2 separate regions of the Homo sapiens genome follow, and region 1 is linked to region 2. Evidence: chromatin contacts called from ENCODE Hi-C or POLR2A ChIA-PET data. All regions are on one chromosome and are shown on one strand. Each heading gives the region's core, a stretch centred on a gene start or an enhancer-like site at or near the end of the contact. The rest is flanking DNA. Distances are from core to core; before and after follow the strand shown. Region 1 overlaps MIX23 (mitochondrial matrix import factor 23). Region 2 overlaps PARP9 (poly(ADP-ribose) polymerase family member 9).

Region 1 (4,265 bases), core at 1-2,500, 170 kb after region 2:
GCTTACTGCAACCTCTGGTTCTGGGGCTCAAGCAATCCTGCCTCAGCCTCCCCAGTAGCTGGGACTACGGGCGCGAACCACCACACCCAGCTTATTTTTTGTATTTTGGGTAGAGATGGAGTCTCACCATGTTACACGGGTTTATCTCAAACTCCTGAGCTCAAAGTGATCCACCTTCCTCAGCCTCCCAAAGTGCTAGGATTATAGGTGTGAGCCATCACACCTGACTTCATGTTTGTATTTTAAGATGGCATAATAGGTGACTTACGGATCCTTGTGGGATTGAGTCATGCTTTTCATACTGCACAGTCATGAAGTTTGCCCTTTGTTTAGTAGATGTAGCTGAACTTTGAAAAGGGGACCTCGTCATCTATTGAAAACTATTAGTAGAAAAGAAAAGAAACCTCTTTCCTTGTAGCTGGCTGCACACAAGGTGAGTAGGCCAGGCTGCTGCACTTTTTCGATCATTCCGCCAATTCTGGATGTCTCACTGGATCCAGGACTCAGCCACTGTCTTTGCTGCTCTCTTTGTTCATGACTACTGCGTCAGGTCTGTATTCCATACCTGCTCATGCCACAGGCACTGGTGGATCCCTTGGACAGTGACCTTATGCAGTGATGTTGATCTTACTCCCCTTGCTGTTCATGAAGGCATATAGATTATTTATTTATTTATTTATTTATTTATTTATTTATTTATTTATTTTTGAGATGGAGTCTCGCACTATCGCCTGGGCTGGAGTGCAGTGGTGCAATCTTGGCTCACTGAAACTTCCGCCTCCCAGGTTCAAGAGATTCTCCTGCCTCAGCCTCCCTAGTAGCTGGGGTTACAGGTGCCTGCCACCACGTCCAGCTAATTTTTTTTTGTATTTTTAGTAGAGACAGGGTTTCACCATGTTGGCCAGACTGGTCTCGAACTCCTGACCTTGTGATCTGCCCGTCTCAGCTTCCCAAAGTGCTGGGATTACAGGCATGAGCCACCGTGTCCAGCCGGCATATAGATAATTTATATAAAACTGGTGAAAGTCTAGTAATTTTGGAGTTTGTATTTCAACGCCCTTGAAGGTGTTGACAAAGGAAACTGCAGGGCAAAGGCTGTTAAATTGGAAACTGAAAAGTCACTGTTTGCAGATCAAGTCAAACAACAGAGTGACTCATTAGTGGAGAGCAAAGTTCAAAACTCTACTGAGTGTTTGGGAATGATTGTGACACACAATTTGCTCAGCCTTGAGATCTGCCCTTGTGTCTTTAGGGCCCAGATAGAATCACCAGGATGACCACTGCAAGGAGGGTTTAGAAACCAATCAGTGAGTTGCATGAGGTTTGCTTTCTAGCTTGATAACATATAGGGTTGGGGGTAACCATGGGGTAGTACATAAGCAAATAAGGAAATGTGAATTTTTTTTTTCAATTTTCAAGTTTGCTATGAAGATTATGGAATCAGAGAGAGCTCTTGGAGATGGTACAGCTCTACCTCTTCATTTTCTATCTGAGGAAAAAGACTCAGAGATACTTGAGATACTAACTGACACCCCCAAAGCCACAAGCTAGTAAGTGGTAGAACTGGGACTTTAACCCATCTCTTCTGACCCTGCATTCAGTCAGTTTCTTTAAGTTGTGACTAATAGTCAGATACTTTAGTGAGTATATTTCATTTATAGACAGATGCCAGTCAAAAAATCCCCACTAGTTTACCTGAATATTTAACTCAAAAAAAGCACCTTCGTTGCTGGACCTCTATAACTGCTGTCACATGTTAGTGGCCTTAAGTTTACCTGTTGAAGACCTACAGTCTCAAAGACAACTGTCTCAAAGGTGACAGTTTGTTGGTAGCACTGATAAAATTGTATTAGAAATTGGCTGTAATATCTGCAATGTTGTAGAATTTTAAAAAATAATCCAAAGGCAGACAGCTCTGAGGAAATAAATCCCACCTACCTTGGTGGCTTTGTAACCTTGTGTATTAATTGTTCTGAAAAGTCTGATTTTGAATCTGTAAAATGGAGTTGATACCTAATAACTTCTTATTTCTGGGGGGCATGTGCGGGGAGGATTCAAGGATGTAAGTAAGAGCTAGCATATTGGCTGCTACAAAGTAGCAGTTTCTTTCCTTTATGAGTCTCTGGGACTCCATATTTGTTGCATTAATCTTCTTTGTCATATCACCAACCAGTGGTTTCTAGCTTTTGTTTCACTACTGCTTAAGGGCAGGGTGTTGTGACAGGGGAGGATTCCCTGTCTCAGTGTCAGGGTATTCTCTTTTGGACAGTTCTAATGTTCGAAGATTTTCATATTGTGAAATTCTGCTCCCATGATATATAAGTACTGCTTCTTAATCTTCTCTCTGGAGTTACCCAGGATAATTCTGAACCCTTTTCTACATAGTATCCCTTTAAATATTTGAGAGCAGTTTTGAAGACTATCTTAGTGACTTTCACACTGTTCTTCAACTGAAATTATTTCTTTGGCAGTCAGTCCAGGCTTTGTCAGAGAAGTGGAGCTTTAATGATTTTGGTCTGTATGGCTGATTAAAATGGGAACTTAGGTTGCATTGGTGGGCTTCTTCAGGCTTGTTACTACTGCACAGCACAGGACTAATTGTCAGAATGAGTCCTTCTCCTTGTTCCACAGTTCTAGCCATATGTACAGGCCTACGCTTTGACGCCAGTTCTGAATCTAAGAAGGGAGTTTGCAAGGAGCCATTGGATCTGTCCGAAGTTCCATTCTTATCGTTGTTGCCACAAATTTCTCAAACCTCCTGCCTGAACTGCGCTCCTGGTTGGCCAGGGTCTTTGGCCTAGGTGTCAGATTCATGCTTGCCCAGATCTTGTTGAGCTTTCTGACATTTTGTTCCCAAATCTGGCCTGGGTTCTTCACTTTGGCCTGAGGAAATCGTCCTGGTGTTAACCTCTTAGTTGGCATCAACCTATAGTTCATGCTTTTTTCTCCTCATTTTCCTGAATATTTTCAAGCCTTCTGCCTGGAACTAGCCAGCTTTTTCCCCTTCAAGTCCTCTAACAAAATGCTACTGGGAGTATGGTGAGTCCTGCTCTCAGGGCCTGGCAATGGAATTGGCTACTTTTCTGTTGGAGTAATTAGGTTGGCAGTTATAAAGAAAGCTAGAAAGACTTGGCATTTTTAGCCTGAGACCTCTGACTGTATGGTTAAGGTGTGAGGAAACGCATGCCTTTCTAGATCACTTCCATGTATATTCTCTTTCCTCCCTGAGGGTTTTTTTTCTTAATTCTCTATTCAGGTCAGGTTTGCACTTCCTTGTCCTTTTTTTCCTCTGTGCTATCTTTGCAAGTCTGTAGTTGTATGATCAATCTCTAGAACTGGAATCCCTGGGTTCAAGGACATGAGAATGTACATTTCCTATGATTCTTGCCAAATTGCCCTCCATAGATTTTGTAACAATTTATACTCTTACTAAGAATATATGAGTATATCTTTTCACGTACCTTCACTAATGTTAGGTTTTATCAAACTTATTCATTCTGCCATGTTATGGCTTAATTTGCATTTCTTTATACTGGAGTAAGATTGGCATTTTGTTATGTTTACTGGCCTTTTGTATGTCTTCTGTGAACTGACTGGCCTTGGGATATTTTTTTTTTAAAGCTCTCAAGGTGATTAGGATATGCAGCAAAGTTTGAGATTAGCAATTGATTAGATATGGGGAAAGCTGATTGTGTCAAAGAAGCTTCCAAACTCTGCCATTAACAGACAAAAATACTAGAGCAGTAGCAGGTTTTGTTGGGTAAACATGAGTGTGGTTTTAGCTCTTTAAATTTTATAACTTCAGTTTTTTTTCTTGCTCTTTAAATTTTATAACTTCAATTTTTTTTTTTCTTGCAGTTGAAATGGATGCAGTCAGAACTGAATGTTGAAGAAGTGGTAAATGACAGGAGCTGGAAGGTATAAAATAATGTTGGTGTTTGGAAAGAAGTAGGAGGGAAACTGAACTAGCAAAGGGAAACCAAGGGAGGGGGAGTAAAGAGTGCCTTGAGGCTGTAAGGAAAGTAGAGATCACTCGTTTACATTTACAATTGAGGATTGTAACCTTTTGGGGTTGGGGGGAGGGTAGGGAGAGCAGGATGCAGTTAGCATCTAATTAGAGCCATTTTATAACGATTAGCTTTACAGGGCCAGGCGAGGTGGCTCACACCTGTAATCCCAACACTTTGGGAGGCCAAGGTGGGTGGGTCACCTGAAGTCAGGTGTCTACTAAAAATACAAAAATTAGCGTGGTGGCATGAGCCTGT
Region 2 (4,245 bases), core at 936-3,435:
CTGCAATGTGGTATGCAGAGTTGGCTTTCAAAGAATGTACTCGACACCTTGCGGTAGGTGTCAATGCCTCATCATTGGGGCTACTCTGTGGAATTTGGTGAGCTGACATCAGTAGATTCTTCCACTGATAGCATTTGTTGTTGTGGGGAAGGGATCATTTGTGACTGTGATTTAGAGGTCACAAATGATGACCCAGGTCACAAAGTATTTTGGAAAGAGTGGTATTTTTTACTTTTCCTTCGTATCTTTTGTTGCTGATGCATTTTACATTGATGAAAAGTGTGAGCAGTAAGAACTACGGTTCACTGTTTTTCTCCTTTATGTGTTTCTGTGTCCTATCCGCAGAGAACACGTTGAGGCTTTTTTTTTTTTTTTTTGCCTTACTTATCTCAACAAAATTATTACCAACAGCACTGAACCGTCCTCATCCCTTAATTAAAAGGGCATTTTCCCAAATTTAAGAAAGTTGGTCTTTTCTCTTTCATCCCTTTGTTTCCTATAGCCTGCTAGTGAATGAATTAGGTATCATTTGGCAGGTGAAGTGCATAACATCTTAAGATCCTCTTCATCCATAGGAGTTCTATGTGTAACTCCCATGTCTCTTTTCAGATGTACAAAAACATTGCATATATAATTCTTATATTGCCCCCTCTACTCCTCAGTCACTAATGAAGATTTCTGGCTTTAGTTCTCTCCAAAAGAGGAAAAGAAATTTAGTAAAAATTATGGAGAGATACTTAGCGGGGTGGCTTGATTTTGCTTGGTCTATTAAATATGTGGCTCTTGATCTTTATCTTTCAACATATGTAGCATGATCCTTGCTGAGGAGTCAATTCCAATAGACTTGGTTTCTAGGATGCAAAGGCTCTAGAAATCATCTTTTCTTTGTTCTGGAGAGAACATAGGCAAAACTTGGGGTAAATGTTGAACATAGACAATTACTGGGGATAAAAATAGAGAAATGAATCCCTACCAAGAAGCCTTTTGGGGCAATCAGGAAAGTGATGATCAGTATAGTCCCTTCATTAGCAAAGTCTTAAAAAATCTATAATTTCCATTTGCTCCTAAAGCTGGCTTCTCTGCAATCCCCACCCACTACTTCTACTTAAATTACTTTCATTAAGATCATCGCTGTGCTCTTACTTTCCAAATCTAGTGAGTATTCTCTTTTCAGTCCTGTGACAGACTCTGCTACTTGCCTACCCAACATCTATACACATCTTTCTTACTAAAACATCTAAGACACCCACTATCCTCCCAAGGAATATGGTCCCAAGGTCTTAGCCAGACTCATCATCAGCTCAAGTTCAGGCAGTTCTCTCTTTATTTATTTATTTATTTTTCTGAGACGGAGTCTTGCTCTGTCACTCAGGCTGGAGTGCAGTGGCACCATCTTGGCTCACTGCAACCTCCGCCTCCGAGATTCAAACAGTTCTCCTGCCTCAGCCTCCCAGGTAGCTGGGATTACAGGCATGTGCCACCACGTGCAGTTAATTTTTGTATTTTTTTTAGTAGAGACGAGGTTTCATCATGTTGGCCAGGCTGATCTCCAGCTACTCGTGATCCGTCCACCTCAGCCTCCCAAAGTGTTGGGCTTACAGGTATGAGCCACCATGCCCAGCAGGCAGTTCTCTCTTAAAGCTTAAAGGCAAGATACTGCCCCCAACATACTCATTATATAGTGATATAAAAAGGAGCGGGAAAACTGCAATGAAAACTCTCATGTTGAAAGGGGAGAAGCAAAACACACAACAGCCACTGGCTCACACCACTTATCTACATGCTGCCGAACAGGTATAGAGAGGACTCCCTATTCCATGTTGTAAAACCTTTATTTTGCACTCTGGGAAAATCTTCCTTATATATTGTGGCCCTTGGCTATTTCCAGGTTCATTGCCTATCAGGGAGCCATGGATTTTCTCACAGGCTAGAATGTGCTCAGGCTGTTGCAACCAGGCTTGTGGTTTCTTCAGCAATACAGTTCCTTTAAAAATTCAGTGGGCACGAGGCCTAATTTCTTCTGGTTAAGTTTATGTCTTTATAACCTAACCACAGATCTTGTCTCCATATAGTCTTTCAACTCAAGATTTTGGTCTCTTACCTGCTGTCTGTGTGCTCTGCCCTTCTCCCTATCCCTTAGCTTAACAGCCACTGCCTTGAGGCAATTCAGACATGACTCATAATGTGACCTGCACCAATTGACTCATCTCTGTAGGCTAGAGAGAACTCTTAACAGAAGGTGCCAGACAAGCCCAGGAGACACCAATCTTGCTACCACTGAAGCTGTTGTTATTTGGAGTACAAAAGCTCTTAGCTTTTTCAGCCGTGCAATATTCCAAATTATAGGACTCTCAGTCAATTTAGATGGCCACCCACAGGCAAAGGAGACAGAACTTCTGTTAACAAACCTTTATTTTCTTTTTTCTATTTATGTTTGCATTCCAACCAGTTCTGAATAAATCTCTTGCTTGTAGGACTTGGTTGAGTGCAGCAAGAAGGCATCTACACATGCAGTTTCTTACTGGGTTGATTCATTTGTTCCACAGGTATTTATTAAGCACATTCTATGAATCAGGCCCTGTGCTAGGGGTACTAGAAATAGAGTGTAAATAAAAAACCATAGAGTTCTTGCCCTTACAATTTATAATCTCACGAGTTCACCTGTTGCCCATTCTTTATCTTCTCTCTTTTTTCCTCTACGATGTCCCCCTTGGTGATGGCACCTGTTCCCATGGCCTCAACTCCTACCTCAATGATGACGACTTAGGAATTTCTAACTCTTAACTCCCTACCTCTCTCCTGACCTGCAGGTTCATATGTCTCACTCTCTTTTTGACATCTTTACCCAGATGTCCCATAGGTAACTCAAATTGATCCCTTTTCTTGGTCATGATTTTCCCTAAGAAATATGCCCTTTGTTTGCTGATTCTCCCTAACCTGGTTAGTATCATCACCATCTACCTACCAGGTTTCCTAAGGCTGAAACATTATCATCCTCCATTCCTCCTTTTCCCTCACCCTTATACCCAGGCATTCACCCAGTCCTAGTGATTCACTCTCATGAAGATCTCAGCCCAGTTTCACCTCTCTATTCCTACTGCCTTAGTTAATCTTCCTTCAGACCTAGACTATTACTAGGTCCTCTCCTTGCCACAAAACACACCCCTACCTAATCTATCCTTTACCACCAGAATTATCACGCTAAAAATTACATTCTTGCTTAATATCTGTATTCCCAGTTGCCTACGGGATAAAAGCCCAAACTCCTTAGCAGAGAATATAAGGCCCTAGCTCCCACATTATTTCAGCAGTCATCACCCACTATGTTCCTCAAGACTGCAGCCATTAACTTTTTAGAGTTCCCTAAACATGCTGTTTACTTTCATGCCTCTATCCCGTTGTCTGTGGAATGACTTCCCTCCTTGCCCTTTTCAGTGCTACAAACCCCTATTCTTTAAGACATAGTACAAATGGCATCTCCTGGTTGGCATCTTTCCTGCAGGCCTACAGGCCTAGTAAGTATCTTCCTCCTCTGTGCTCCTGCATACCTCCATTCCTTTGTTATGACATCTATAACTTTAATAAGTACTAAAATCTGTAGTCCTACAAAACTCAGGCATAGAACTCATTTCCTTTATGGCTCTATAATGGAACTTTACCCAACTCTCACGTTCCCCATGACCACAGATGTGGAAAATTTGAATCTTGACAGTTCAAGGTGAACTCAGTCATTTTCAGAGTTTTCATAGTCCCTTCAAGATTGAAACTCAGTTCCTGCAATGTTTGCCCCTTTTCTCCTCTTTTGTCTATGCTGGGAGAGGCATTGTGGGGAGGGTTGTCTGGCTTATGGCTCCCATTGTCCTCTGCTTGATAAACCACCTGAGCTTTGGTCATTAGCAGTCTCCTGTGCCTTTCACACTCAGGTAGTGTCTGCACAGGCCACTCTATGTCTTTTCCATGCTGAAGAAATTCCTTTCCAGGCCATGTCTGTGTTCCTCCTGCCACACAGGAAATTTTTGAGCATGTTCATCCTCCAAGCTGAATGCAGGGTCTTGGGTAGTGGTCCTCACCTGCTCCAGAGACTTCTCCAGCCATTGCCACTCTCCACTCAGGTGATGAAGCTGGATGAGGGACTGCACCCACCAGAGTCAGGCCAGGGTCCTGTCTGCTCTGTGAGTCCCTCCAATTGTTCTTATTCCGAGATTTCCATTGTTCTGCCCCCTCTTGACTCCCAGGGCTCTCAAG

Evidence for each region. A loop is a pair of places that touch in the nucleus more often than their neighbours do. ChIA-PET counts read pairs that join two places held with the same protein, here RNA polymerase II (POLR2A). Pooled maps may share reads with other maps.
Region 1: a pooled map shows a loop between it and region 2 (6-fold over the local background). The contact joins two enhancer-like sites. A Hi-C loop is called at or near these places in 4 of 50 pooled maps. POLR2A ChIA-PET finds 5 or more read pairs at or near these places in 3 of 52 experiments (GM10248, common myeloid progenitor, CD34-positive and naive thymus-derived CD4-positive, alpha-beta T cell).

The regions. Positions count from the first base shown.
Region 1 is chr3:122,362,621-122,366,885 of GRCh38, reverse strand. It overlaps MIX23 (mitochondrial matrix import factor 23), which reads left to right. Exons shown (of 5, transcript NM_001017928.4): 4 at 3,859-3,918. Among named protein-coding and RNA genes, the nearest start is that of MIX23, 18 kb to the left of the region's middle. RefSeq lists a cis regulatory region at 1,164-1,177 and an enhancer at 1,098-1,242. Within about 2 kb of position 1,250, at least 7 of the 41 ENCODE cell types and tissues checked have a DNase peak (open chromatin) inside an H3K27ac peak, as active enhancers do.
Region 2 is chr3:122,531,976-122,536,220 of GRCh38, reverse strand. It overlaps PARP9 (poly(ADP-ribose) polymerase family member 9), which reads left to right. Exons shown (of 11, transcript NM_001146105.2): 10 at 1-53. The region is part of intron 4 of LOC105374071 (a long non-coding RNA gene); the gene reads right to left. Among named protein-coding and RNA genes, the nearest start is that of KPNA1, 19 kb to the right of the region's middle. RefSeq lists a silencer at 2,045-2,339. Within about 2 kb of position 2,185, at least 2 of the 41 ENCODE cell types and tissues checked have a DNase peak (open chromatin) inside an H3K27ac peak, as active enhancers do.